3 separate regions of the Mus musculus genome follow, and regions 2 and 3 are each linked to region 1. A link is a loop called in an ENCODE intact Hi-C map of the cell type or tissue named here. Cell type or tissue: left cerebral cortex. All regions are shown on one strand. Each heading gives the region's core, and the rest is flanking DNA. Links, peaks and the distances in the headings are about the cores only.

Region 1 (10,247 bases), core at 4,186-6,685:
CAGACATTCTTGTGTTATTTTAAGCTTGTATGCCTACAACTGTAAAACCAGCACATTCACCACTGAAATATGTGGCAATTAAGACATGTATATATGTCAAATCTGAATTGTGATATGCTATTAGAATAAAATTCATATGGATTATGAAGGCAGTGTTAAAGCATGTAAAACACTCCTAGAAGACACTATTCGTGACTTTTACATGGAGTACATGATGAAACAATGTTTTGGGATATAAAATGAGCTAAAGTGAAGGACATTATTTGACTTCATCTTATCCTGGTCCAGTTGCCTTTTAAATTCAGGAATTAGATATGTTAATATAAATAAAATAATATAAATAAAATATACGGCTCATGTTTTTTATTTTAATTTTTATTAGATGTTTTCTTTATTTACATTTCAAATGTTATCCCCTCTCCTGTTTTCCCCTCTGAAAACTCCCTTATCCCATCCCCCTCCCACTGCTCACCAACCCACCCACTCCTGCTTCCCTGTCCTAGCATTTCCATACACTAGGGCATCGACCCTTCTCAGGAACAAGGGCCTCTCCTCCCATTGATGTTCAACAAGGCCATCCTCTGCTACATATGCAGCTGGAGACATGAGTCCCTCCATGTGTACCCTGTGGTTGGTGGTTTAGACCCTGGGAGATCTGGGGGTACTGATTGGTTCATATAGTTAATCCTCCTATGGGGTTGCAAGCTCCTTCAGCTCATTGGATCCTTGCTCTAGCTCCTCCATTGGGGACCTTGTGCTCAGTCCAATGGTTGGCTGAGAGCATCCACCTCTATATTTGTCAGGCACTGACAGAGCCTCTCAGGAAACAGCTTTATCAGGCGCCTGTCAGCAAGCACTTTTTGGCATCCACAATAGTATCTGGGTTTGATAACTGTACATGGGATGGTTCCCCAGGCGGGGCAGTCTTTGGATGGTCTCTCATTCAGTTTCTGCTCCACGTTTTGTCTCTGTATCTCCTCCCATGGGTATTTTGTTCCCCTGTCTAAGAAGGACCGAAGTATCCACACTTTGGTCTTCTTCTTGAGCTTCATGTGGTCTGTGAATTGTATCTTGGTATTCCAAGCTTCTGTGCTAATATCCACTTATCAGTGAGTGTATACCAGGTGTATTATTTTGTGATTGGGTTACCTCACTCAGGATATTTTCTAGTTCCATCCATTTGCCTAAGAGTTTCATGAATTCATTGTTTTTAGTAGCTCAGTAGTATTCCATTGTGTAAGTGTACCACATTTTCTGTATCCATCCTCTGTTGAGGGGCATGTGGGTTCTTTCTAGCTTCTGGCTATTATACATAGGCTGCTATGAACATAGTGGAGTATGTGTCCTTATTACATGTTAGAGCATCTTTTGGGTATATGCCCAGTGAGATAGCTGGGTTCTCCGGTAGTACTATGTCTCATTTTCTGAGGAAACACCAAACTGATTTCCAGAGTGGTTGAACCAGATTGCAATTCCACCAGCAGTGGAGGAGTGTTCCTCTTTCTCCACATCCTTGCCAGCATCTGCTGTCACCTGAGCTTTTGATCTTAACCATTCTGACTGATGTGAGGTGGAATCTCAGGGTTGTTTTAATTTGAATTTTCCTGATGAATAAGGATGTTGAACATTTCTATAGGTGCTTCTCAGTCATGTGGTATTCCTCAGTTGAGAATTCTTTGTTTAGCTCTGTACCCCATTTTTAATAGGGTTAATTGGTTCTCTGGAGTCTAATTTCTTGAATTCTTAGTATATATTGAATATTTTCCCTCTATCAGATGTAGGGTTAGTAAAGATCTTTTCCCAATTTGCTGGTTGCTGTGTTGTCCTATTGATGATGTCCTTTGCCTTACAGAAGCTTTGTAATTGTATGGCATCCCATTTGTCAGTTCTTGATCTTGGTGCATAAACTATCAGTATTCTGTTCAGGAAAATTTTCCTTGTGCCCATGTGCGGGAGGCTCTTCCCAACTTTCTTTTCTATCAGTTTCAGAGTATCTGGTTTTATATGGAGGTCCTTGATTCACTTGGACTTGAGCTTTGTACAAAGAGATAAGAATGGTTCAGTTTGCATTCTTATGCATGCTATCCTCCAGTTGAACCAGCGCCATTTGTTGAAAATGCTGTCTTTTTTCCACTATATGATTTTAGTTCTTTTGTCAAAGATCAAGTGATCATAGGTGTATGGGTTCATTTCTGGGTCTCCAATTCTATTCCATTGATCTACCTGCCTGTCACTGTACCAGTACCATGCAGGTTTGTTTTTGTTTCGTGTTTTTTTTGGTTTGTTTGTTTGTTTGTTTGTTTGTTTTTTAATCACGATTGCTTTGTAGTATAGTTTGAGGTCAGGGATGCTTATTCCCTCAGAAGTTCTTTTATTGTTGAGAATAGTCTTTGATATCCTGGGGTTTTTCTTATTCCAGATGAATTTGAGAATTGCTCTTTCTAACTCTATGAAGAATTGAGTTGGAGTTTTGATGGGGATTGCATTGAATCTGTAGATTGCTTTCAGATGGCCATTTTTACTATATTAATCCTGCCAATCCATGAGCATGGGAAATCTTTCCATCTTCTGAGGTCTTCTTCTATTTCTTTCTTCAGAGACTTGAAGTTTTTTGTCATACAGATCACTTGTTTGGTTAGAGTCACACCAAGATATTTTATACTATTTGTGACTATTGTGAAGTGTGTCACTTCCCTAATTTCTTTCTCAGCCTGTTTATCCTTTGAGTATAGGAAGGCTACTGATTTGTTTTAGTTAACATTATATCCAGCCACTTTGCTGAAGTTATTTATGAGCTGCAGGAGTTTCCTGGTGGAATTTTTGGGGGTCACTTAAGTATACAATCATATCATCTGCAAATCGTGATAATTTGACCTCTTCCTTCCCAATTTGTATCCCTTTGACCTCCTTTTGTTGTCTAATTTCTCTAGCTATAACTTCAAGTACTATATTGGATATAAAGAGAGTGGGCAACATTTTCTAGTCCCTGATTTTAGTGGGATTGCTTCAAGTTTCTCTCCATTTAGATGTTAGCTACTGGTTTGAAGTATATTGCTTTTATGTTTAGGTATGGGCCTTGAATTCCTGATATTTCCAAGATTTTTAACACAAAAAAGTGTTGAACTTTGTCAAATCTTTTTGCAGCATCTAATAAAATGATCATGTGCTTTTTTCTTTGAGTTTGTTTATGTAATAGATAAAATTGATGGATTTCTGTATAATGAACCATCCCTGCATCCCTGGGATGAAGCCTCCTTGACCATGGTGAATGAAGGCTGTGATGTGTTCTTGGATTCAGTTGGCAAGAATTTTATTGAGTATTTTTGCATCGATATTCATCAAGGAAAATTTCTTTGTTGGGTCTTTGTGTGGTTTTAGTATCAGCATTATTGTGGCTTGATAAAGAATGAATTAGATCTTGTTCCTTCTGTTTCTATTTTGTGGAATAGTTTGAAGAGTATTTGTATTAGATCTTCTTTGAAGATTGGATAGAATTCTGCACTAAATCCATCTGGTCCTGGGCTTTTTTTTGGGGGGGGGGGTTGGAAGACTTTTAATAACTGCTTCAATTGCTTTAGAAGTTATGGGACTGTTTAGATGGTTTATCTGATCCTGATTTAACTTTGGTGTTTGCTATCTGTCTAGAAAATTGTCCATTTCATCCAGATTTTTCAGTTTTGTTGAGTATAGGCTTTTGTAGTAGGATCTGATGATTTTTTTTAATTTGCACAGTTTCTGTTGTTACATCTTCTTTTTCATTTCTGATTTTGTTTATTTGGATATTGTTTCTGTGTCCTCTGGTTAGTCTATCTAAGGGTTTATCTATCTTGCTGATTCTCTCAAAGAACCAGATCCTCGTTTTGTTGATACTTTGTATAGTTCTTTTTGTTTCTGCTTGGTTGATTTCAGCCCTGAGTTTGAGAAGGTACCATGAGGTGCTGAGAAGAAGGTTTATTCTTTTGATTTAGGATTAAATGTTCTATTGATATCTGTTAAATCCATTTGGTCCATAACTTCTGTTTGTTTCACTGGGTCTCTGTTTAGTTTGTGTTTACCTGATCTGTCCATTGATGAGAGTGTGTGTTAAAGTCCCCCACAATTATTGTGTGAGGTGCAATGTGTGCTTTTAACTTAGTAAAGCTTCTTTTATGAACGCGGGTGCCCTTGCATTTGGAGCATAAATGTTCAGAATTAAGGGTTCTTCTTAGTAGATATTTCCTTTGATGAGTATGAAGTGTCCTTCCTTATCTTTTTTGATGACTTTTGGTTGAAAGTCAATTTTATCCTATATTAGAATGTCTACTCCAATTTGTTTCTTGGGACCATTTGATTGGAAAATTATTCTCAGCCCTTTATTCTGACATAGTGTTTGTCTTTGACACTGAGGTGTGTTTCCTATATGCAGCAAAATGTTGGGCCCAGTTTACATATCCAGTCTGTTAGTCTATGTCTTTTTATTGGGGGGATTGAGTCCATTGATGTTAAGAGAAATTAAGGAATAGTGATTGCTGCTTCCTATTATTTTTTATGTTATTTTTATGTTTGTGTGGTTATCTTCTTTTGGGTGTGTTGAAAGGAGATTACTTTCTTGCTTTTTCTAGGGTGCAGTTTCCCTCCTTGTGTGGGTGTTTTCCATCTATTATCCTTTATAGAGCTAGATTTGTGGAAAGACACTGTGTACATTTTGTTTTGCCATGGAATATCTTTGTTTCTCCATCTATGGTAATTGAGGGTGTTGCTGTAATAGTAGTCAGGGCTGCTATTTGTGGTCTCTTAGGGTCTGTATGACATCTGCCCAGGATCTTCCAGCTTTCATAGTCTCTGCTGAGAAGTCTGGTGTAATTCTGATAGGTATGACTTTGCATGTTACTTCACCCTTTTTCCTTACTGCTTTTAATATTCTTTTGTTTGTTTGTTTGTTTAGTGCATTTGGTATTTTGATTATTATGTGATGGGAGGAATTTCTTTTCTGGTCCAATTTATTTGGAGTTCTGTAGGCTTCTTGTATGTTCATGGGCATCAAATTCTTTAGGTTAGGAAAGTTTTCTTGTTTAATTTTGTTGAGGATATTTACTGACCATTTAAGTTGGGAATCTTCACTCTCTTCTATACCTGTTATCCTTAGATTTGGTCTTGTCATTGTGTCCTGGATTTCCTGGATATTTTGGGTTAGGAGCTTTTTGCAATTTGCATTTTCCTTGACTGTTGTTTCAATGTTTTCTATGGTATCCTCTGCACCTGAGATCTGCATCTGGTATGTCTTAAGACAGAGACAGTGAACTCATCATATACATAAAATAAGTAAATCTGAAGAAGAAGAGGAGGAGGGGAGGGGAGGAGGAGGAGGAGAAGGAGGAGGAGGAGGGGGAGGAGGGAAGGGACGAGAAGAAGAGGAAGAGAAGGAGGAGGAGGAAGAGGAAGGGGAGGGGAGAGGAGGGGGAAGGGGATGAGAAGAAAAAGAAGAAGAGGAAGAAGGAGGGGGAGGAGGAGGAAGGGGGAGGGGGAGGAGGAGAAGAAAACCAAATTTAAGAGTATTAAATTATAGTGATTTATTTTTACATAGGATCCACTAGGGGGCGATACAGACCATTCATAGATTCTGCAGCCAAGCCACACCTACATTTAGCAGAAAACCATTTTGCAGTGGAGCACAACTCTTAATTCGACTTTTCACAACCCACCCCGCGCGCGCTTGCCACTGCGCAGGCGTGAGTGTGCGCACTCCATTGGTCGGGGTGCCGGAAGGGGCGGATTCCTGAGTGGAACCCAGGCTTCCTGCCGGGGCTGCTGGCTGCCGTTCCTTCCTCAGTCGCGGTTCTTGGCGTGCGGCGCGGCTAGGCGATGCCCAGCAGTGGGGTGCACGCCGATGGCCGCGCCGCGCCGGGGCCCCCACACACATCGACTGCGCACGCCGAGTCCCTTAGCAGCAAGGTGCCGTGGGACGCCGGGGAAGGGTGGTGGGCGGCGGGCCCCGCTGTGCCCTGTAGCCTCCGCCGTGCATTCTCAGCACCAGCAGCTGATTCCCCTCCATCCTGCAGGTTTGCGACGATGGAGGCGTGTCCCCTGAAAAAAAGTGACACACAGATGTGTTGCTCAGTCACACACAGATCTGTTGCTCTGTGGCTGTGCTTCATCCAGTTAGCCACGCACCCGCCTGGGTGCCATCCATGACGTCCATCATAAAAGTTTAGAAGTCTGTACCTGTTCTTCCAGACTCAGGCAAAAGCTTCTTAGCCGATTTTCTCAGCTGCCTGTTACCTTAAAATATATTCTCAACTTTAAGTGATCCTAAAAACATCTGTTTGGTCATCTCTTTATTATTCAACAAGAGAAAGGAGCACCCTATCAAATTAATTTTTTTCTATACCTTTAGGATAGGATTTCATAAATAACTCAGGCCAGCCTCAGATATTATTGCTTAGGCATTACTTGAATAATTCTCTTGCCTAATAGCCAGGATTTCAGGGAGGCAACCCCATACCGGAACTAGTCCTAACTTCCAGTTACAGACGAAAATCTTTAAACGTGTAGAGTGGAAGGGTGTGGGTATAGTCTTTTCAGATATTAAACATTCCTAAATTCTGTATTTTTTCTGTCCTATATGATATCTTCAGTACATTGCCTAATTCCCGCTGTACCACAGTGTACTGTGGTGTCACCTAAAGTGACACCTGTCATTCCTGTAATGAGCATAAAAACACTGTACAAGCAGACTTGAATCTCAAGGAAAGCGTACTCAATATGGCTTTGTAGGTTATTAGTACAGCTCTCAGGACTTAATAGACTATTTGCCTAGCTTAACGATACCAGCAATATGCAGTCCTTAATACTTGAAATAGAATGATACAGTGGTGGAAAATCATGTTGGATCAGTGCAGGTAGGGCATTCAGTACCATAGTACCATTTCATTTGTTTTATCCGAATGTCTGGCTGTCATCTAGTGCATACATCATAAAACCATTGGTTGTTGGTAAAGAGGAGAACCCACATTCATTTTATTTCTCTCTTTTTGTCTACAGCAAGACCTTATAAAACTAAAAGATTGGGTTTTTGTTGTTTTCGGGAGAGGTTTTGTTTGTTTTTGGTTCTTTTGTTTGGTTGTTTTTTGTTTTTTTCAAGACAGGGTTTCTCTGTGTAGCTCTGGCTGTCACAGAACTCAGTCTGTAGACCAGGCTGGCCTCGAACTCAGAAATCTGCCTGCCTCTGCCTCTCAAGTGCTGAGATTAAAGGCGTGCGCCACCACTGCCTGGCTTAAAAGATTGGTATTAATTTGGGTAGGCAGTGGCTCACCCTGGTTAAAGATGTGAGCTGTGGTAACTGACCCCTGGCAAGCCTATGCTTCTCCTTCTCAAGCTGTCTTCTACTGATTCCAGACTGAGTGCTGTTGATTTGTTCAGTGTCCATTTAGACAGGCAGTCCATTATAGCCCCCAACCCCATCTTTAGTTTTAAAGCAGTGACTTAAAATGTTCTCGCTAAACATACTTTGAAATCTTCCACTTTAGATTTTTTTCTTTACTTTAATAGATTAAAGAACAGAAAATTATTGTGGATGAACTTTCTAATCTAAAGAAGAATCGGGTGAGTTGCTGTGGAAATCTGAATAGTATATTAAAATTATGATTTCGATTATTTATGCTAACATTACAAAATTCAAAGATCATAATTTAAAAGCTAACGTGGTATCCTAGTTTGTTTTTGCATGTTTTAAATTTGTTTTTCCTGTATATGTCAATAGATCTCAAAGATAAAAAAATATTTATTATATTTTAACAAAAAAGAATGAAGTTTTTCACAGAAAACTTTACTATTCTAAATACTTAACCCATTTAATGCCTTTTTTATGAATATGTTCAGAAATCAGCTGCGATTATGTAATGACTGACATTCTTGACATTTCTGATATTGTCATTTGGGATATATTAGATGCTAAGGCAAATTAATACAAATTTTTGGAGATCAAACTGTCAAAATGTGTAAATGCTGTTTGACACTTCTGAGTAACTGGTGTGTAAGCAGTTGTGAGGGTGCATGTGTGTTTACACGTAGAGGCGCTCATCAGCACCTGTAGTGACGATACAGTAAGTGTCTGAAGCTTGAGGCCAGCAAAGAACTATAGTGTTGTACCCATATGGTCAGAAAAGGTCTCCATGTATTATTCATTTATGAAGTAAATTATAAATCTGTGGCTATGATAGCTTTTGTTACTGAAAGTGTGTGGTATGATGATGCATGCTAAGTAAACAACCAGTTCTGGGTGGCGTAGTATTCAGTGGCTTTGTTTCTCTGTGGTAATTACTGTTCTGAATATTCCTGAAGTTCAAGAATAAATGATAACAGGATCCTGTTCAGCATCAGTGTGCATGTCATACCCTGATCTTGTCAATTTCGTTTGCAGAGAGTATACAAGCAGCAACAGAACAGCAACATATTCTTTCTTGAAGATCGAACAAAAATCTTTTCTGAAAGCAAAAGTGAGTGGTGGTCGTCTTGGTTTTTGTTTTCAGAGTTATATATGGAATGCTACAGAAAACCTTTTGTAAGCTTTTTGTGGGGATTCATAATGGTGCCTCAGTTAAGCCCTATCTGAATAAATGTGTGTGTTGATTTAGTACAGTGGTCTGTTTTCCAGTTAGACTTCCAAAGATATGTACAGTGGGTTGTTTATTGGTTTTTGGTTTTTGGGGGGGTTTTTTGGTTTTGGTTTTGGTTTTGGTTTTTTGGGGAGAGGGGGTGGCAGGGGGAGTCCTTTAAGACAGAGTTTCTCTGTGTAGCCTTGGCTGTCCTGAAACTTAGTGTATGGATCAGGTTGGTCTTGAACTCAGAGATCTGCCTGCCTCTGCCTCTCAAGTGCTGAGATTAAAGGCATGCGCTGCACCACAACCACCTTGCAGATGTTCTACAGTTTTAAAAAGACTCTTCCGGTAGGGCTCGGGCTGGGATTTGGATTGGCTTGATCTTGGGCAGGCAGCCATAGCTGCAGAGAGTTCATGTTCATAACAACCCCATCATGTCTGGAAGACACTGTCTTATAGTCGTCCTCCCAGTCTCTTGTTGTCATGATGGTCTTCCTGTCTCGTCTTTTATCCATGAGCTTTGGGTGTGATACAGATGTCCAGTTTAGAGTTGAGCACTCCACAGTCACTGATGGTTCGAGCTGCACCAGTTGTGGTTCTCTGTACTAACTGCCATTCAATGCCATTGTTGCTAGTGGCACAAGCCCCCTCCCCAGTAGGAGGAGATATGGATCGAGAAATAGATAGTGGCTGTGATCAAAATATATCAAGTATGAAATTCTCAAGGAATAAAAAATTTTAACTTTAAGACGTATCCGCTTTAGTTATTAAGTAAAGTAGTCATGTATATTTTAAGAGCTTAACAGAAATATGAAAAATCATTATACAGTGACTTTCAGGGATAATACTTTGAACATCTAAGGCAGCAGTTCTCAATCTGTGGGTCAGTACCCTCTTAGGGGTCACATATCAGATATCCTGCATGTCAGATATTTATATTACAATTCATAACAGTAGTAAAATTGCAGTTATGAAGTAGCAATGAAATAATTTTTTGGTTGGGGTCACCACAACAAGAGGAACTGTATTAAAGGGTCGTAGCATTAGGAAGGTTGAGAACTACTGCTCTAATGTCTTGAAGTATTTAAAAATTATATATCTAAGGTGTTTAGCCAAGTGATTGGACAAAGTATGTATTCAGTGGAAAGAAAATATTACCAAAATATCAGCATTGTTTGTCACTAAAGCATTGTGAATTATTGCTGGCATTTGCACAGTGAATCTCATATGGTTTATTCTTGAGAAGTAGCCTGTTTTGTCCATGAAATAGTAGGTAAATATTTTTGAACTTTCACTTCAATATTTTTTCTCACTTCCTCCTAACAGATACATTAGACGAACTAAAAAAAGAATACCAAGCATTAGAAACCTCCGAGACAACCAAAGTCAAGACACAGTCAACCTGACTTCACATAACCATGTGTGGCATTTGCTGTTCTGTAAGCTTCTCTATTGAACACTTCAGTAAAGAGTTAAAAGAGGATTTGCTGCATAATCTTAGACGGCGGGGCCCCAACAGCAGCAGGCAGTTGTTAAAATCTGCTGTTAACTATCAGTGTTTATTTTCTGGTCATGTTCTTCATTTAAGAGGTGTTTTGACTATCCAACCTGTAGAAGATGAACATGGCAATGTGTTCTTATGGAATGGAGAAGTTTTTAATGGAGTAAAGG
Region 2 (10,247 bases), core at 7,201-9,700, 290 kb after region 1:
TTCTGCGTTCAAGGCCAGCCTGGTCTACAGAATGAGTTCCAGGACAGCCAGGGCTACACAGAGAAACCTTGTCTCGACAAAAAAAAAAAAAAAAAAAAAAAAAAAAAAAAAAAAAAAAAAAAAAGCCAGGAGTTTGGGTGCTCCCCTTCTTTGTTAGCATTTCTAGGCTACCACACCTGACCAGGATCAAGGTCCAGATAACCTGGGATTTCCCAGTATTATCTTTTGACTAAGGGGCAGGTAGCCACGTACTCCACTCCATCATTGAGATACTGAAGAAGTATGCAGCTTTTCAAAAAGATATTCTTGGGTCATGGAACTAGACAGTTGCCTCAGTAACCTTCTAAATGTTTCTACTAACAATGCAGATTTTTTTCTCTCAGGCCTTTATAGCCTACTCAGAAAACTACTGTTTTCCATTTGAGTCCCACCTTCTTAACTCAGTGACTGTATTGTCAGGGACTGATGACATCATGTAGCCACATTTTCCTGTGCTCATATGTTGTTTTGGCTAGTTGAAGGTAATGCCCAAATCCAGAGTTTCCTAGGAACAGAGCCAAGAGATATTTAGCTACTTAGCCAGACTTAATGTCCCTGGGAGCAGATCTGGAAAATGCTGTGCAGGATCTGAGGCCAAAACCGCATAAACAAATTGTGTTGTGAATAAGGCCTTTTCACAAGATACTAGGAAAAACAAAACACGCAGGGAAGTTTTGAACAGAGTGATTTGGAGTGGTTAGGAAAACAAAAGGGTAAATTAGTAAATTAACTTTTTAAATTTTTGTTTCAAAGTTACTTTTAAAATTAATCTAGTCAGATAATTGTTTTTCATAGTAGAACTTTCAGTAAATCTCTTTAGGATGCAAATCTGAGGCTACTATACATTCTAACAGGCACTATTATGTTTATGTTGTGGACATAAAATTAATACAAGGAAAGTATACTGAGGTGAGTTTTTAGGGCAAATGTGGATATGATGTGAGTACAATTAAAAACTCACCCTATTACAAATGATATTACACTTTAATTTAATAAGCCACAGAAATCTGAGAACAACAAAGCAAAGAGTGTTTGTCTGTTCCATTGCAAGTATGCATTTCTGTATCGAGAACACTGGGTATGATGTTAAGACTGGTGTGAACTTTGCATATCACTGATACACATACATTTTATGTCTGTCAGAATAAATGGACAGCCTCAAAGGGGAAAAATACTACAATCAAGAACACCCTGCATTTTTCAGAGAGTATCTTACTCACTGAAATATTTTTGATATGTAATGCAGTAGATTGTATTTCAATTTTCTACCCATTTAGATTTTTAAGTGGCAACAAAGATAAATTTGCTGCAAACCATCCATTCTAATGTACTTTTCCCCAAGACTTTACAAACCCTATCTAGACAGAAATCAACTAAATTCAGTACCAATTTCATTGCTTGGACTCCACTCAAGGATGAAGGAAAGGGGTGACATTTCCTGTGATGTTTTGCAGTGTGTGTCTTAGACCTCAATGGCCATGTAAATGATATTTCAACTTTTGTCACATTCCAGGCAAACCAAGACTTGTCTATCACCACTTAAAGTTTAATTTCCTACTTATCAAATTGGTAGTAATCATGTCATATTTTAAAACCGGACTTTTGATTATTTTGATGGATTTTTATCATGTCACAATTTTAATAATTCCTGTTAGGATGAACGATTGAACAAATATAATGTGTTGGGAACTAGATGTTAATTTCTTATGATTAATATACAAATAGAAATTGCTAAAATTCTATTTGGGCTAATTATGAATTATTCACTCAGAAATAGTAGCATAAAAGAATTTTAGTCACCTCCCCTTTAACCTTAAGTCACTGTAGGGCCACATCCCTGACCTGATGAAGGTAGAAGGAAGAAATTGCTCAGACATACTCCTACACAGTGGTACAGAAGGGCTTAGATATACTCCTGCTCAATGGTACACAAGGACTTCTTGGTAATTTAAGTCACTCTGCTATTCTGTTTGAAAACTGGTGGCCCCAGTGCTCAGGAAAGTGTGCCAGTCTCATTAAGTGTTAGAGAAGAACTGTGGTTTCCTGTGTCCCTGTCACTTCGGTGGAGTATGTAGCCCTAGGAGTATATACCACTGCCAATTGAAATGCATTTAAAATCGACCCTATGAAATTAAATAGATTTTAGCTCAAGTTAGAGAAAAATGGAGCAGGAGACACTAGTCTTTGCTTTTGTATATATAAAGCAAATTCATTGGGAATTTCACTCAGAACTAGAGTTCCTAAATCAAACTTCTGTACTAACCTTTTTGGTACAAACTTTTGTACAAACTTATAATAAAATAAAAATTTAAAAACCCACAATTAATCATTATGACATAAAACTGATGCCTTTCAAAAATGTGAAAACACTTTAATTTATAGTTTCTACACATTTTTATGTAAGAAATAATTTCATTTAGCTATGAGTACAATACATTTGATAAACAAAGTTCCAATTTATAAAACTGAAGTAAATAAAAGAAATGTATTCATTGTCAAATTATAAAATAAAAAAGTAGCTGTTATTGAGATACCATATTTGTATTTCTTTAGATACATGTTGGTATGTTTAGTAATGCTTGTAATTTTTAAAATGGTGGGGCATTGAAATTTGACTGGGAGCCACATTCATAGATACAGCCACCATGAAACCATAAGTGAATGTTGATAATGTAAAAAATACATAAATTGATTGTAATATAACCTTCTAATCTTAACATACAGAGTTTTAAGACCACTATTGAATCTGCTAATTCACTCTGAAATAGAAGCAGTCACCTTTTTTGTGATACATGACATGTCTTTGTACTTTAATGATTTGAAATTTCATTAGTGTAAAAATATACCAAAGTAAATATAAAAGGAGACACTTATTTACAAAACAATATTGTATACATATTATATAAATGTAATTGTTTCAGAGTCTTTTATACAATATTGATAGAACCAGTCATTTCCATTATTTTACCACAAAATTGCCATGTGATAAAGGCAGACAGTGATTTTGAAATTTAGATTAAAAAATGAATACTGTTTGGCTGCCTTTTAAGATGCAGCAGTCACTCCCGCTGTGCTAGAGTTGACTGAAAGTTGACCTCTAGAAAAAAAGATTCTTCTTTCCTTAAAGAAAATGCATTGAACACTTAGTGCTGTGTGTGTGGAGATGCACCTGGAAGGGAGAGAGAGACTCGTACTTTGTAGAGTGTTCTATCGAGAGGTCCAGTAGGAGCCATTCAGCACTGCATTAGCACCGTGGTGGATTGTCCAATTATAATAGGAATGGCAATGTGTATGTAAGGCCCCATTCCTACTTTGTGGAATTTTATCTTACCAAGTATACAATACAAATATAAGTGTACATGATGTTTTTAAATGATAACAATCCTACACTTTACAAAGGCTACATATAGATTCTTCCGTAAATATTAAGTGAAACTGTTAGGAAATAAGACTTTACCTTTTAATCATACCCTCCTAACTCAGCAGACCACAAGATGTGCTCTCACTTCCTTGCCTAGATTGTAGTTGTAATATACATATATGGACATAAATGTAATTTGATCTCCATCTATTTCAAAAACTCTGGAAATCATACAACATCCTATAGTATGGTTTATTTTGGTGGTTGAATGCCAACCATTGCATCTATTCTCTCTTTTAGTTCATACACTGTAGCTTGTGCTTACGTTACTAGAGCATACTCAAGGCCTACAGCCTGTGGTGCTTGAATTCACAGTTTCGAAATTGAGGGGAAGACCTTCCATGACTTGGGAAATTTCTAACCTAATGCAAAGCTCATGAGCACCCACAGCGGTCTACTACCATGGCTGGAATTTTCCCATATATTATTTGTTCTTTGCCATTAAAATATAGCATATTAATGGGAGACATTTTTGTCGGAGTGCAGCAAGGGCCTGCTGAGCCTCTGGGGTTTGCTTGGTGCACAAGATGAGTATGCGGATATTTTTGTAAAAACACAAATTCACACTCTCCTGAGCAGTAATTGGCCTTATATCTTTTGGGTGCGATAATCCAGTCCCATCCAAAGGCTTCAAAATCGACCGTGAGGGGGTAGCGGCAGCACCGGGATTCCGTGGAGTGCTCATCGCAGTCAAGCCCAAAGTCTCTCCGGGACCTCTTGGGTGTGTCTGTCACCTTGACTTCTAAAAAGGGATTCTGTGTGAAAAGGAAAGAACAATTATGTAAATAGAGCCTGAAATCCTTCCTACCTTAAAAATCATTATTAGAAAAACAAACAAACAAACAAACAAACCAACCACATAATTTTTACGCTTTTTTTTTAAAAGAACTGCAGAATTAAGGAATTTTTATATACACTAGACTTCATTTTTCCTTTCATGGCCCTAAAGACTCTAACAGCATCAGGCATTCCCTGTGGTCCTTCCTTTTGTGTCCTTTAAAGTTTTGTTTCTTTTCATACTATTATCAGACATAATAGCACGTAATAGCAGAACAGATGCCTGGGAAATATGTATAAGATGAAACAGAGGGAAGGTGGGCGGGTCGGTGAGAGGACTGAGCATCGCTTTTCATCATTGTTGATTGCAGGTGACTAATGGCTCTTGGATGGATAGGTACGCATCTGGTCTCCCCTAGGTCTTTTCTGAAAGAAATGTGCATATTAAAGTCAGAGCAAAGTAGCTCTTTCTGAGCACTATATGGATTACAGTGGGAAGAGAGAAATTAGCATGATGACAGTGGCTGTATGTATAGTGCGTGGAAAGAGAATCCTTAAAGGAGCAAAGAAGAGGTTTATAAGAAGTGATGAACTGGGAGTGAATGGAGCTTGGTGGAACAGGGTTTGCCCGTCATGTGCAAGGTTCTGGGTCAATCCTCAGGACCACAGCAGAAGGAACAGAAGGAAGAGAAGAATTTGCATGCAGCATGACCGCTTCCATCTCCCAGTGCATTTAGGACCATTTCCTTTTAGAGAGAAAACTCTAAGGAATATCACACTAACCACCTTGTAAATAATTAAAACCTGTTAGCAACCTTGGTAATTAAAATACTGTCTATGAGAAAGAATGTTCTTAAATAGTTGATAGCAATTTTATCTTTTACCATGAGACTATATTGTCAAAGAGAACATAATTTGTAGAGTGTAGTGTTTAAGTAGCATATATAAAGAAAATAGATCATTTAGGAAATCGTAGTACTTCAAATGACAGGTTTCACTCACAACAGATCTGATTCCCAGACTGTATATTCCCAAGTTCAATCAAAAGGTTAAAAGGTAACCAGGCTTATTATTTCTAAGTACAATATTTTGGTGTAAACTATGACAGTGGATGGAAATAACCATATGTTCACGTTAAGTTTTTGAAAGCCGATAAATAAATAAATAAAAGTAACAGAGAACAGTAACTCAGGTTTTGGAGGGCTAAATATTTTTTTATTATTTTTATAATATATGAGGTCTTGTCCTATCACTGACTCACTATTTAGTTAATTGGTAATGCCTAAGTTAATTCCTATGCAAGTATGCTAAAGGAGTCCAAAGATAAGCTAGGAGGCAAAGGTTAGCTTGGTTAGAAATTACAGTTTTATTGACAATATTTCACAAAGTAATCTATATACATATCATGGCTTCAACATTCTATAAGTACTGAACATATTTACTAGAAGTGTTGAGTATAATATATTTAATCAAGTATATCTATACATATAAGGGTATTTTAATTAGAATTTTAATATTTTTTTACTTTATGTGGAACCAACATTTTTCAATATAAAACATAGGAAAGAAACATAAAACGGGAAGGAAAGGTTTTAATTTGTTGGGTAGAAACCAGAATCTACAGTTACATAGAGACTTCATAGTTTATACATAATTATGTGACTTACAATGAAAAGGACATTACATCTAATTCCTAGTAAGGACCTCCTTGTGGAATTAGGAACATGATGTAATTGGTTTTTGGTCTTCATGCTAAGTAAGAACACCAAGGGGTTCATGTCCCTCATGGGACATGAGATTGACACACCAAAGGTAGGTGTGTACTGTTTTGGGTACACACCTACCTTTGGAGTAAGATACTTTGTCTGGCTTATGAGCATAGGAAATAGTATTTCTTTTTCACTATTATCATTCATGTCAGGAATAAAAATGTAACACGGTTGCTAGAATGTTATTTTCAGTTATCACTTACCAGCCCATCTTCTCCTGGTCCTGGGAAGGTTACAGCAAGATCATGGCCATTCTCATCCAAAGCTTTGATTTCAATGCCTAAGTTGGATTCAGGCTGTTTGAGCCAATTTTGCAACACTGTCTTCACATCAATACTCTGCCAAATACCAGTGCCTGGGCTCATGTCAAGTTTCAGAGATCGGATTCCAGTATACCTTGTACCGTCTTTCATGGGTTTGATGAGTCTCAGGATTTGCACAAACACTGTTGTAGGAGTCTTGACGGGTCTGAGATATATCCACAGTTGGGCTTTTACTACTTTGTTGTACTGTATTTTAGAGCTAAATTTAAAAAAGCAACATTTGGGCTTGCCATCCGCTTGCATTAGAAAGTCAGCTACAAAGGAATAAGAAGAAAATGACTGACATCAGGCCCCATCAAAACACAAATAAACTCACTCCTTAACATCAGCTGTTGGGGTAGTGTGTACGTATGTGGTCTTTTAAAATAAAATATTATGTGGAACTTCATTCATAGTTCAGAAGAAACATCAGAGAAAATAGTTGCTCTAGCTTTTCAGAATTTTTTTTTTTGACATCTGTATTTTCACCTGTTTATGTAGATTCTACTCCCCTTCCAGAGAACTCTGGGCTAAGGGATATTTTGTAAAAGAATGAACAGCACATGAAATTTTCAAGTGATGATGATTAGAGACTAAGAGACAGCGTGCCGGAACGTCCACTTAGAATTCTTTGGGAATCTGAGCAGTTACACTCACTGAGCAGCTGTACCAGTCAGTCTGGAGGAAGGAACCCTTCCCCCAGGCCTCAATTACCTGGAGACAAGACACAGGGAGCGATTTAACCAACCTCAGAAATGGCAAACAATATAATACATCTGTGACACTTGGGCTCTGGAAGAGCTATTCCAAGGAACAACAAAAACTTAATTAGCAAAAACCTCAGAGGTCATGCTCAAGCTATCTAAAAAATCAGAAAGCAGTGGCCTTGGGGCCAGCCTCTCACTGCAAGTTCAGCACTAACAATTGCTTTTCCAAACCCCATGTAAATAAGGGAGACTTTTTCCTGAACTGTTTGATCCAAGAGTCATAAATGAAAATTATCTGCTGTATCGTAACCTGACCGCTTAGGAAAGGGCTGGTTTGAAACTGTGTCATGTCTGGTTTTAAGTGTTTAAAGCATGGTATTAAAGCAAGATCTCAGACACATGGCACAGAAATCTTTCGTGTTCTGCCTGCTCTCTAAGGCTACCTGACTTGCTTTTCGGAGAACTCAAACAGGAACTGCCTGAAATGTATTATCTCCCAGAAGCAATGTGGCAGTTATAGGTAACGGTCCTCACCCTCCCTCTCATAAAGAATTAAATCTTTTAGAGGGTTACCGATCACTGTTCCTGCCTGGACGCTCACAGCCAGGACGCTCTCAGTGCGGTGCTATGAAGGGGCACAGGAGCATTTCACACCATGACCTCCCAGTTAATGCTCATTTCCTGAGTGTTTTCTGATACTCGGTCCTGAGTATTATTTTGCTATGCCTGCTTCATCGTGGCTCATGATAATGCATTTAATATTTAACTTCTTTAACTTTCCAGTGCAGTAGCTTTCACAATTAATATTCTAGCTTGTCAAGAGCATAGAAGCTCTGAGACTGACAGTTTTAAATAACAGAAAGCACTCTAACTGTGGAACAGTGTTCAAATAAACATCCAGCAGAGATCTCTCTTTAGTGTGAGTCAGGGGGAAACTAGTGCACATTTTAGACAAATGTAATTGTAAATTTCTCATGCTTTAACACTGCCTATAGAATCTCACAGTCCTTACATTATAGTGTGAGACTCTGAACACACAAGCATTCTACATTTTCCGCATAAAATTAAATACTATTAAAGCTGAGCCAGCATATTAACTTTGAGCTATTTGGCACTGCCAGGAAACAAGCAAGACAGATTTCATTGTCGGTATGTTTCTCAGGAAATCTTGGGGAAAAAAAAATCTCCTTTCTCTGCTACTTACATATAAGCCAACAGCTTGTTAAAAGCCTGAAAATAGATCTGTTTCTCATAAACACTAGGACAGCAGTCAGCAGAACTGTTGATATACTTTAACAGATATACTTACACTCTGTAGGCATGGTAATGATTGTTTCCGTGGTAGCGTGATAATCGTCATCTTCCAAAGAGCCATCACTGCTGTCATCCCTCTGGACGTCGTACTGATCGATCAGTTCCCGGAGTGGAGGCGCTCTTGGCAGAAGTTGTCTTATAGCATCTTTGCTGATGTTAGGAGCTGTTTCCAGGCGCAGCTTACTGAGGATTTGAATTTTTATGGCTTCTATTCTGGAGTACCTCGTGTTTTGTCTCCACGCACATGCATTACACAGCCCCTCTTTTTCCACATTTTCTTCTCTCTCACTGCCCTCATTTAGATCCACTGGGCCAGCAGCAATCAGCATGAACAGGTAAATATAAACATACATTTGCAGTTTTTGCATCATTTTAAAAATCAGCACAATCTTTTTTTTTCCCTTGTTCTTATTTCTTCTTTTTGCTTTTGAGTAATGCCAAGTGAAATATTAGTGCATGTACCGTCCGAGAGACAACCTGCCACGCCAGGGAGTCCTGTATACTGTATTCCAAGTGGCTTTTTATATTCCAACTTAGAGGAGACAAGTGTCGTCAGGATCTATGATTGGCTCCTGCTCCACAATGAATCTCGCTGTCAGAGGTTAAAACCCTGTCTGTCACAAGTCACCAAGCAGTATTTTGTTACAGTCGAGGGCAAGCTGATTCATTTGACTACTTCATAAATGAAATAAATCCCCAAATCATGAAAGATATATGTGACATTTGATAAATTGAAGTCTGTGTACTAATATAAACTGTACTTAAAGCTTATTAATCTCTGTAAAACTCTTGCTATCATTTAAGTTAGTAATTTTTAATTTAGATTTTGTGTTTAAAATAGAAAATGTTAATCCTTTAAGACTTGGAGTGCTGTTTTGTTACTAAAACAAATATTTGAGGGAAAAAATATGCGTTAAGTGCTGGGTAATTAGAGAAGTAAAAACTAGGAAGAGCTGACTTAATTTAAAGAAAGCTGAGTTTGTGACCCTGCTAAAAAGTTGCATCAGTAATTTGAGGAGCTTGTTTTCATGGCTTATTTGTCAGGACATATTACAAACCAGTCCTGGGACGTTTCTGTGTACATGGGTTTACTTTTGATAGCTTAATGGCTTTGACTAACATAAAACCTGTGCTTGATTTCAGCTTATAAGTATTGCTATTTTCTATTACAGAGATACAGACTAAAGACTGAGTGTTGCTTTTTTTTTTTTTTTTTTTTTTGATTGCCAACAGAATCCTGTCAGCGAGGAGGCCAGGCTCTGTACTTAGGCCGAGTAGATAATGGATTTTTGTAAGTAGCGCTGGAGCATTATTTCAGTTTGACTCAGACTTCCAGGGCTGACAGTAAAGTGCAATCTGTGTTCTCTGTGAATGATGTCAGGTCCCGTGAGCACACAAAGAGCAAGTCGCATGTAGAGGGGTGTCCTTTGTTGCGTTCCCATACTGTCACAGGCTAGCACCCCTTTGCCAGCGTCTCATTTTGACCAGAGGGCAGACACCTGGCAGGGATCTGGGCTAGAGTCTAGGGCAGAGAATGGTGCTTTTTGTTCTCTGAATTTAAGTGGCCTCTGCAAGGATCAAACTTTCACCCTTGGCTTTAGGAGCCACAAGATCGAATGGGGTGAACTCTTAAAGAGCTGAACAAACACAGCAGCAGGGACAGAGGACGCTTCCAGGCCACAGAGTTCCTCCTCCTGTTTGGGAAGCTGAGGAGTCTTTAGAATTTTAATTCATTACTCCCCTTACACACACCCCAAGAGACTATGGTGGCTTGTATCAAATATTTATTTTTAGGTCACCACCATTCCTGTACAGTATACACCCAATTTACTGCCTCAGTGAACTAAAATGCAGCTCAGTAGCTTGAAAAGTTAATGCATTTTCATCAAATTTTTAAGAGGCATCTATATCTCTTGAG
Region 3 (10,247 bases), core at 3,130-5,629, 300 kb after region 1:
TCACTATTTTTTATTTATTTTTATTTTTTGTGTTGGTGTTTTGCCTGTATGTACACCTGTGTGAGAGTGTCAGATCTCCTGGAACTGGAGTTGCAGACAGTTGTAAGCTGTCATGTATATGCTGAGAACTGAACCAGGTTCTTTGGAACAATGGCTCCTAACTGCTGAGTCATCTCTCCAGCCTCCATCAATATTTAATGTAAGTCAAGACTTGAAAATCTTAGTGTAGAGGCATAGGCACACACACACACATTGCATTTGCTCACAGGTTTTTAATATTTTTCTAATATTCATTTATAATTATTTTGTAGATATGTATTTGTATGTGAGAGAGATAGGGGAGGGGGAGGGAGAGGAGGAGGGAGAGGGAGGGGGAGGGGAGAGGAGAATGTGTTTATATACATTATGTGCAAGCAATACTGAATTCAGAGGGTGTTAGATCCCCTGAAACTGGAATTATGCGTGGTTATGAGCTGCCTGCTGTGGGTGCTGGGAACCGAACCTAGGTCCAGTAAGTGCTCTGAACCAGTGCTCCATCTCTTTAACCCCCTCTATTTTTTCAACTGCTGTGTATTAGTTGTACAAAGTAATAGGTTTCATGACAATTTCCCTTCTTCGGGCACTTTCATCACATATGACCCTCTATAGCCCTTCCCTATCTTATTTCCTGCTCTTCTCCCACCTCTGAAGTCCCCTTTCCACCATAAGAACAACATTATCTTGAGACATGGATCCTCTGGAGAACTCCATTATACAAAGAAGAAATAATAATGGGGAAAGAGAAAACGATGGTAGAGTTTCAGAGAGTGTGGTTTTTAATCACAGGCTCTCTGGGCATGCTTTCAGAACCACCTAAAGTTGCCTAGACTATCCTAGAGCACAGAGCCCTAAAGTTTATGCTAGTGTAATTGAATCCATTCCTATCAGCTATCCCTCCTCCCCAAATCCTTGGCTTTCAATTTCTTATCAAATGTGGCTCTCTTTAGAAGCTATAGCTATTTAATTGTACAGCTGGAACAGAAACACTATGGTGGTACAATTGCCAACAACAAAAGTGTAGGCAACCTAGTGGACACTGGCAGGAAGACTGAATAGTTCTAAAGGATTTCCTGTGGATGGTCTGTTAGTCACTCGAAAGTAAGATATTTATACTGTTGAAAGGGGCACTTGAGAGCTGTCCAGGAGGATTCAGGATTCAAATGAAGGTCAAGAAAGGGTGAGTATGGTGTGTGTGGGGTGGAAGGGTGAAATCATTGTAATAAGACCCATTATTTTGTACAGCCAGCATATACTAGTAAGACAAGGATCTTCCAGTGTAGTGCTTCATAAGAGATGACAAATCCATCCCTTTCACCACTAGAAGAAGAAAAAAGCCTAGGCTCAAAGACAGTGCTGCATTGTGACTGTGTCCCTTCGGGCAAGGTCTCGCGTGTCTGTTTCTTTCCTGACTTGTCTTTGTTTCCCAAGTACATTGGGGCTCAGTAAGAAAAGGGGTCTTGCTCTCTTTTAGTCTAGTACCTGACATATAATTAAATGGTACTGTTGCCTGATTAAGGAACTAGTGGGTGAGCAAATACCTTCTTAAATAGTAGGGGCTACTCCAAGTGATATCAGTTGTTCATGACTTTCCTTAACTGTAGTTCATACATCCAGCAGTTGCCCTGGTGACTGTGGCTGTGAGTTAGATTGTCCGTCCCCTAACCTGCACATATATATTTATTTCAAACTACAAATTGATCACCTGAGGTAGTTGTCTCTTTTCAATAAAGTATTGCATTTTTAAGTGATCTTTTCCTCCCTAATATCTCCTCATACCAGCAGGAAAGAGCACTCACATTCCAAACTTAGGGCTTAAGCCTAGGAGACTTAGGTTTCCAAGCAGAAATGAACCAGCCACCAATTTGTTTTCCCAAATCTGTTCTCCTCTCCCCTCGTATCCTCCAGTAAAGTCCCATAAGTAATTTCACCCAATTTAGATCTCTAAGTAGATTTTTGATTAACTATAAAACCACTCAGTGTCTGGCCCTTCACTGCCTGCTTTCCACTGTGTCTATAAAGTCAAGGCTCACAGTTGAGGTTTGGACTGTCCTCAAGCTGACATCCAGTGCCATCTGATGCCAGAGAAGGTGATTTTTGCACGCTATTCACAACTCCCTCCTCTTTTCACCTTAAAAAGAGCATTTGCGTTACTCAAGCCTAAATTGCTCAAGCAATATCTCTTTTAAAAAAAAAAAAGATAGGGTCTTATTATTCAAATTAAGTTGGGCTACAACTTATATTGCAACCCAGATGAGGCTCTAACTCTTTCTGTCTCCACTGCCCCATTGCTTGGATCACAAGCATGTGACACTTTAACCAGCTTTCAAAGAATGTTTTAATTCTGTCCAAAACCCTCTAACATCTTTGTCCTAAGGTCATGACTTGTGCATGACTAAAAACTATGGCTCATTTATTTAACTTTCTTAATTGGACTTAAAATGTTCGTTTATATTGACTCACAGGGGGTGAGATGGCATGCAAGAATATTTGAGATTGCCTTACGGAAACGAGAGCAGGCTTTATTTGACCTCAAACTTGCATGGCCCCCTTGTGCTGTAGTCTCTATATGACTGTTCCCTACTTCCCTGGGTCAAGAAAGCATGAATTTATACCCGGAGCTGTACATTTTCTGTCTGAAACTGAATAAAGATAAACTTCAAAAGTCTGGAAATGAAAACTGAGTATCTTAAGTTTGTTTTTATTGTATTTGATGACCAGTTTGCTCAGTGGTACCATAATCTGCTTTAGAACAAACACATGGTATAGAGAGCAGCTGACAAAGAGAATTGGTGACTACATCTTGCCCCCTTACTCTTATTAAGGATTAAGTCTTGATAATGCTTCTGACCTTAAAGTTTTATTCTTAGAAATGCTTGATCCCATTGACCTAATAACAGAATATGTTTCTACAAATACGTGTTTTTAAATAATATTTTATGTTTTAAATTAAAACATAATTACATGATTTTCCTCTTTCCCTTTTATTCCCTCCAACTCTTCCCATACACCCCTTCTTGTTCTACCCATTCCCTCAAATTCCTTCCAAGAACTTCTTTCTGTTAAGATTTTTAAATATTCTAGAATTAGTGAATGATGCCAATGCTCAATTTCCCAGGTTAATGACACAGCATGATATGTGTTCCTGGACCCAGATCAAGGCTCTAACTAAGACCCAATGGCTTGCCGAGGCAATTAGGAAAAGAAACATAGTATCTACTGACCAAAGATGCTTTGGAAGCCCACTTGCTCAGACACTGAGGTGAGGGAAAGTCAGCCTTTGTATTATAGAACATCATTATAAGCTCATTTTTCAACATTTAAAATTATAGTTATTATAGTTTTAAAACTTAAGATTAGTGCACCTGTCACTTCAATAATTTTAACCTGAAAGAACTCTCTTTGATTTTTCTCCCCAGCCCAGGGGACAGCCATTGTCTTTTCAAATTACTTTTTTATTTTATTTTTTTTTTTACAGTCCAGACTTCCCAGTTCAGCCTTCGACTGTTCCACATCTCACACCTCCTCCCCTGCCTCATCTCCAAGAGGATGCCCCCTCCCCATCAGGCCTCCCCACTCCCTGGGACCCCAAGTCTCTCGAGGGTTAAGTGCATCTTCTCTGTCTGAGTCCAGACCCGGCAGTCCTCTGCTGTATATGTGTTGGGACCTTCATATCAGCTGGTGTATGCTGTGGGGTTGGTGGCTCAGTGTCTGAGGGACCCGGAGGACCAGGTTAGTTGAGATTGCTGGTCTCCCTATAGGGTTGCTCTCCTCCTCAGCTTCTTCTAGCTTTTCCCTAATTCATCCACAGGAGTCATGAGCTTCTGTCCATTGGTTGGGTGTAAACATCTGCATCTGACTCTTTCAGCTCCTTGTCGGGCAGCCATGACAGGCCCCTGTTTGTAAGCACACCATAGCACTAGTGACAGTGTCAGGCCTTGGGGCCTCCCCCTGAGCTGGATCCCAAGTCGGACTTGTCACTGGACCTTTTCCTCAGGCTCTTATCCATTTTTGTTCCTGCATTTCTTCCAGATAGGAACAATTCTGGGTCAGAGTTTTTAACTATGGGATTGCAACCCCGTCCCTCCACTTGATGCCCTGTCTTTCTATTGGAGGTGGACTCTACAAGTTCCCTCTCCCCACTGTAGGGCGTTTCATCTAGCTTTAACATATGTAAAGAATTCTGAATTAAGGTTACAATTGTTACTAGCATATAGATTTCACATGGACATTCTCCCCTCTGCTGGGAACTTTGAGAACTGCAGCCAACTTAGCTGTGGTTGATAGGATTTGGGGGTGGGCAGTGATGAAAGAGAGATTGGAAACTGGATTATAAAGCCTCCCAATTCGAGCCCCATGGAAAATGACCTTTGTCCAGTCAGCCTCTTAAAATTCTCTGAGTTGGGAAAAAGTTGTTAATCATTAGTTTCACATCTGCAAAATGGAAATATTGACAAGGTTGTGAAGGCTAAATGAGATGATAATTCAGTACCTGGCATAGAGTAGGAGTTTCATAAATATTAAATATCAAAGTGTCACTATATAATAATGCTACCAGTTGTCATTACCACTCTGTTGTTAATATCTGCTTATATTATAAATGTTTGTAACAGTGAAGACTTTATAAGTTAAATTTTGGTAGCATGTGGGACTGGCACATGTGATATACAAAAAAAGGGGGGAATATACAAACAAGACGGTCAGGAAAGCAGAAGGAAAAGTGAAAAGGGCACATCAGGTAAGTTATAGCAGAAAGAAAACTGTGATCCTGGCACTAGTCACAGACGGAATTCAACTTGAGACAAATGATACAAAGAAGACAGAGGAAGACATATTGCTATAAGAGGAAACAATCCGCAGGGGGTATGCTCCTCTCTAATATTGTCAAGCATTTCATGTCAAAATATAAATAAGAAAAACCACAAAACCACAAGTAGAAAATATAATCAACAAAAGGCTAACAACAGAGGAGTTCTCTTCAGGAAAGTTAGCAAGGATGAAGTCTATTTGACCAGTGAAGTCAGAGCCATTGATGAGCAGGATAAACAGTGGCTCTATTCCCTTGTTATGGTAAATAAACCCTGTGAAAGTATTTACTAAAGTTGAATAAATATTGACCTATAAAACCCCTTGGTGGATCCATATGGCTGAGACCATAGTCTCTAAATTCAGCATGGTGAATCAAGGGTGAATGACCAAAATAGAACTAGTATTTCATCTACTGCTTGAAAATATAAGATCTTTGCTACAGAGAAAAAACAAAATGAATACTACAAAATGCTGAAAGAATAATTAAAATGTTACAAACTGAAACCCACAGAATAAAATGCCATTGTGTCAACAGATAGCTTAGCTTCAAATGTGTATCCAGAGAAGATAGTGTGAAAGGGATCTATGAGTTACCTAAAAATGTGGGGTAGATTACATACTAAACTTAGGGGAGATAAGATTATCAAGTAAGTCAGATATAGAGGAGTAATGGGTCTGATAAGGAAAAGCTGTGGTGTTTCACATAGAACTCCGTGCTTAATTAACTACTATAAGGAAGGAAAAAATATTCTAAATTAGGAAAGAAAAATTATATACTGACACTGTGAAAAAGAAAAGATTTAAAAGGCAAAAGTATTATGCAAATAAATTTGAAAGTCTGTTTGAAATTATGTACAGTGTAAACATAAATTTTTTTCCAACCTACTTTAATAAGGATTCAACTTCTCTTCTAGCCCACCACCCACCAGAGGTAGTGGGAAAGAAAAGTTATTAGGACATGGGCAAAGTAGACTTGTTTATACATAGCTCTTTTGGGGCAAGTCCTATCATTCTTGTCAGGATATCAGCAGTACCAAACACCAAATACAAATCAGCAGCAGTAGACCAGTCCTCTTGGCAGACATCACACATGAACCAGCAGGGGCAGTTCAATCCAGAAGAAACTGCAAGGCTTGACAACCAGCCTTAGACTGCTGAAGCAGAAAAAAAAAAAAAAAAAAAGGTGTCACCACAAGCGAAGTTCAGCAACACAAACACAATGTAAGGAGAATCAATACACGCATGCTGTTAATAAAGAATAGCAAGTTGTCCATTTATAATAGCCAGAAGCTGGAAAGAACCCAGATGTCTCTCAACAGAGGAATGGATACAGAAAATGTACATTTACACAATGGAGTACTACGTAGCTACTAAAAACAACGAATTTATGAAATTCTTAGACAAATGGATGGTTCTAGAGGATATCATCCTGAGTGAGGTAACCCAATCACAAAAGAACACACATAGTATGCACTCACTGATAAGTGGATATTAGCCCAGAAACTCAGAATATCTAAGACACAATTTGCAAAACACATGAAACTCAAGAATGAAGACCAAAGTGTGGATAATTCAATCCTTCTTAGAAGGGGGAACAAAATACCCATGGAAGGAGTTACAGAGTCAAAGTGTGGAGCAGAGACTGAAGGAATGACCATCCATAGACTGCCCCACCTAGGGATCTATCCCATATACAAACCACCAAACCCAGACACTATTGTTGATGCCAACAAGAGCTTGCTGACAGGAGCCTGATATAGCTGTCTCCTGAGAGGCTATGCCGGTGCCTAACAAACTCAAAGTGGATGCTCATAGCCATCCATTGGATGGAGCACAGGGTCCCCAATGAAGGACATAGAGAAAGAACCCAAGGAGCTGAAGGGGTTTGTAGCCCCATAGGAGAAACAACAATATGAACCAACCAGTACCCCCAGAGTTCCCTGGTACTAAACCACCAACCAAAGAAAACACATGGTGAGATTCATGGCTCTAGCTGCATATGTAGCAGAGGACGGCCTAGTCGGTCATCAATGGGAAGAGAGGCCCTTGGTCCTGTGAAGGCTCTATGCCTTAGTATAGGGGAATGCTTGGGCCAGGAAGCAGGAGTGGGTAGGTTGGTGAGCAGGGGGAGGGGGGAATTTATAGGGGGTTTTCAGAGGGGAAACTAGAAAAGGGAATAACATTTGAAATGTAAATAAATAAAAAAATTGTTAAAAAATTTTTAACAAAGAGAATAGCAAGGTGGAACAAAGCAAATTAATGCTCAGGCTCCCACTGTCTGTGGGGTTACATTTATAGTCATTCTGAACATCACACGTCGTTTCACAGGTTTGCTATAGCAAAACATCCTTTCACCTTTGTGTACCAGCAAAGCATTGTTTGCCATCACTAACTTTCCAAAGAAACTAGAAGTTTCCACTTCGGTAGAATGTCAAGAAAAGGCAAAGCAGAGGAAGCCGTGGGTTTCTGCAATCTGCATTCTCATACTGATTACTCCCACTCTGTCAAGGACAGACACCTTAGACAGAGTGTCGGGCCAGGTATGATGGTACACACTGTACTCCTAGCACTTAGAAGAAGGAGACAGGAGCATCAGGGGTCCAGGATCCTCCCCAGCTGCACAGAAAGTTGAGGTGAACCTGGGCTACATGAAACCGTCTTGAAATGCTGAGCAGGGTGAACCATGGAGGCACACAGCCAGTCTACGGACAAATACAGTGTGAGATTTCTACTCAGTGCACAGCAGAAGCTGTGCTTCTTCCTGTGGCCACCGTGGAAAGTACCTAGAAGCCAGTGCTTCAGAGTGAAAAGAAATTCAAACACATTCAGTTATCCCACATGGTAGTACAAAGGTCTGAATGTCAGTCCTTATGTGTTTTTAAAAGGGTTCCATTGATGCATGTTGATCTTTTGGGTCACTGCTCTTATTTTTCTTACCATTGGCCTGGCAACTTTTCCTCCCTAACTAAGAAGAGCAGTAACGTCCCCTCATGCGATCTGGCATTGATACTAACATTAATCTTTCAGGCTCCTTGCATTGCTACCTTCAGGCTTCTGTAGAGTTGCTTCTGTTACTGTCTTGGGGTCTGGATTGGGTTCCTTTTCTCTGCCAGCTAAGGAATTAAAAGAGAGGGAGAAATATCTCTAGAACTGCAGTTAATAACTGAGAAATTGTGAACACAGCAAACTAGCAGGCTGAATTGGCATCTGAAGAAAGGTTTTTTATCAGAGGTGAGAAAACACACACAGCAGGCACACAGAGAAAAGATGCTCCACCATGTAGAGGTGGTTTAGGAGAGCCAAAATCCAGCTTCTCCTTGAGGGCTAGGGATTTTTAAGCCTCTGAAGGCTTTTCCTCCCCTAAGTTAGAGTTAGTCAGATCTGAAGAAGACAGGATGGCTAATTGGCCCACAACTATTGTGTAACCCCCTACCTTGAATTTATTGAGCCACAGAGAAAAGCCCAGGAGGTCTTCATTTCAAGTCTCAAGTCAGGAGGGTGAGGAAGAACCCAGCCACCTTGGATGTTCATCATCTTTGTTTACCAGCCCAAGCCCCTCTTCCTATGTCCCTGCCTATCAGGAGTCTGTCAAAAGTCTAGTCCCTGTCTGCTACTACACATTTCAGACTCAGATCCGTTATCGAACTGCTCACTTCCAGTGTTCATGAAATTAGGAACAACTTAATAAGACCCCTAAGAAACTTTCATGTAGTAAAGCTCTGTGAAAATTAGAGAAGCAAAGATTTAAAACAGCATTGTTGTGGTATAAGGGAGGTTGGAAAAATACTGATTATTACTCAGAAGTGAGATTTCCCAAGAGTGAAGGATATTTTCTGCAAAAAGCATCTGCTTCATAAAGATGAAGGCCTCTGGGCATCATCGAAGGGAGGGGCTGATGCAATGCCCTCTGGGGCTGCTTCTGTGCAGCTCTTGACACCTTTGTTTCAGGGTCTTTCACACAGTAACAAAAGCCACTGAGACACTGTGCCAGGCAGGTGCAGGCCTCTTCCTCCTCTCCAACTTTAAGGATTCTCTGGGTCCTCCTGTGAGTTTTAATTATCTCATGAAAACTGTTGACCCTAGTGACTGAAAATCAGAGAAAGATTTCCTTTTATTTATTCATCTATTCACACATTCTCATCTACTTAGTTCATTGAGCTGCACCCTACCTCTCTGAAACATGGGAAGAGCTAGTGATTTATAAATTAAATGAAAGCCAAATTAAAGAATAAACATGAATATAGAAAATTTGTACCAAAGCAAAATGGAATGTTGATTTGGATTTTTAAATTTTGACAACTAGATCTCTGCAACATTTAAAGAACTACATAATTAACAAGATCAGTCACTCAAGTTATAGAAATATGATTAGGGATTCAAACCCTATTAATAGCTTATAACGTTACAAAGCTAAAGGGAAGGAGAAACCTTAATCATCCTAATGAATTTCTGTGGTATATTTGGCATAATTTACATAGGAGTCCTCTAATTATCACTGTTCATTATTTTTAAAAAAGCCTTTCATAAACACGACTAAATATGCTTTCTTGACGTGGCATACCACTCTCGAGCTTAGTGAGGCAGCATAGGCATTCTCATTAAAGTCAAAAGGATGCTAATAAATGTCCTCAGTCAAAAGCAGTGTTTATTTCTATGGAAGCATCAATAAGAGCCATAAATAATGAAGTAAAAGTTGGAAATACAGGAAAGGAAGAGGCAAGATATTTTGTGCAGATGTTGTAACCGTATGCCTGTAAGCATCAGAAGAGTGAGTGGGCACTGCGCACAAGGCAAAGCACAATGGGATGTGACAGATTAACTAGAAAATACAATAAAGAAAAAGATGCCATTTCAAAACATAATCAAAACTAAACAAAACCTAGCTGACCACTCAAGGAGCTCATCTAGGCAGTACTCAGGCTCTCTATGAGAAATTTTGAGACCTGCCTGGGGCTAAGCTCTTAATAAATGTGAAGTGCTTTTGCTCCACCTGAGAACAGCTGCATCCTTAGAGATGGACGGGATGCCTGTACCTTCCTAATCTAGGAGTCATGTGCTCAACCGGGTAAAGGAGTACTCCTCTATGTGAAGACAGGTTTGCTTTGTTTTATTTTTGGCTTTATTGGTTTTGTTTTGTGTTTTTGTTGTTGTTTTTTGAAGAACATAGGCTGGCCTTTAATTTATGATGTTCCTCATTTCTCCTCCTCCTGAACACTAAAATGAAAGGTGTGTATGTGCCTCTATGCCTGCATTTGAAGAAAATATGAAAATTCAAGCTCTGAATGAAAAGCCATACAATTTTCTTGATAAGAAAAGTCAACATTGGAGAAATGCCATTCTATTTGTTCTATAAATGCAAAGTAATCTTCAATTAAAGTATTAATATTTTTAAAAAATTTTTT

The links. Hi-C counts contacts between places; a loop is a spot of excess contacts. Peaks named below come from ENCODE experiments on the same cell type or tissue, not always from the same donor. Only the 100,000 strongest peaks of a DNase experiment are listed, where the experiment ranks them.
Region 2: a loop joins it to region 1, with 4 times the contacts of the local background. A loop is called at or near these places in 25 of 42 quality-filtered maps.
Region 3: it touches region 1 in a loop (6-fold over the local background); 25 of 42 quality-filtered maps call a loop at or near these places.

What each region holds. Positions count from the first base shown.
Region 1 is chr1:53,348,214-53,358,460 of GRCm38, reverse strand. It overlaps Asnsd1 (asparagine synthetase domain containing 1), which reads left to right and starts at 5,709. Exons shown (of 6, transcript NM_133728.3): 1 at 5,709-5,931; 2 at 7,528-7,581; 3 at 8,399-8,474; 4 at 9,903-10,247. The coding sequence starts at 9,995. Asdurf (ASNSD1 upstream reading frame) reads left to right here and starts at 5,709. Exons shown (of 4, transcript NM_001353501.1): 1 at 5,709-5,931; 2 at 7,528-7,581; 3 at 8,399-8,474; 4 at 9,903-10,132. The coding sequence starts at 5,842. The coding sequence ends at 9,982. In left cerebral cortex, for the core only: a CTCF peak has its summit at 5,600 (motif pointing right); DNase peaks (open chromatin) are centred at 5,703 and 6,029; H3K4me3 peaks cover 1,162 bases; H3K27ac peaks cover 331 bases.
Region 2 is chr1:53,060,219-53,070,465 of GRCm38, reverse strand. Mstn (myostatin) reads right to left here and starts at 8,826. Exons shown (of 3, transcript NM_010834.3): 1 at 8,325-8,826; 2 at 6,210-6,583; 3 at 2,387-4,215. The coding sequence starts at 8,700. The coding sequence ends at 3,835. In left cerebral cortex, for the core only: no CTCF peak of the experiment used is centred there; a DNase peak (open chromatin) is centred at 8,439; H3K4me3 peaks cover 535 bases.
Region 3 is chr1:53,047,290-53,057,536 of GRCm38, reverse strand. No RefSeq gene overlaps it. Among named protein-coding and RNA genes, the nearest start is that of Mstn, 9.2 kb to the left of the region's middle. In left cerebral cortex, for the core only: a CTCF peak has its summit at 4,294; a DNase peak (open chromatin) is centred at 4,281.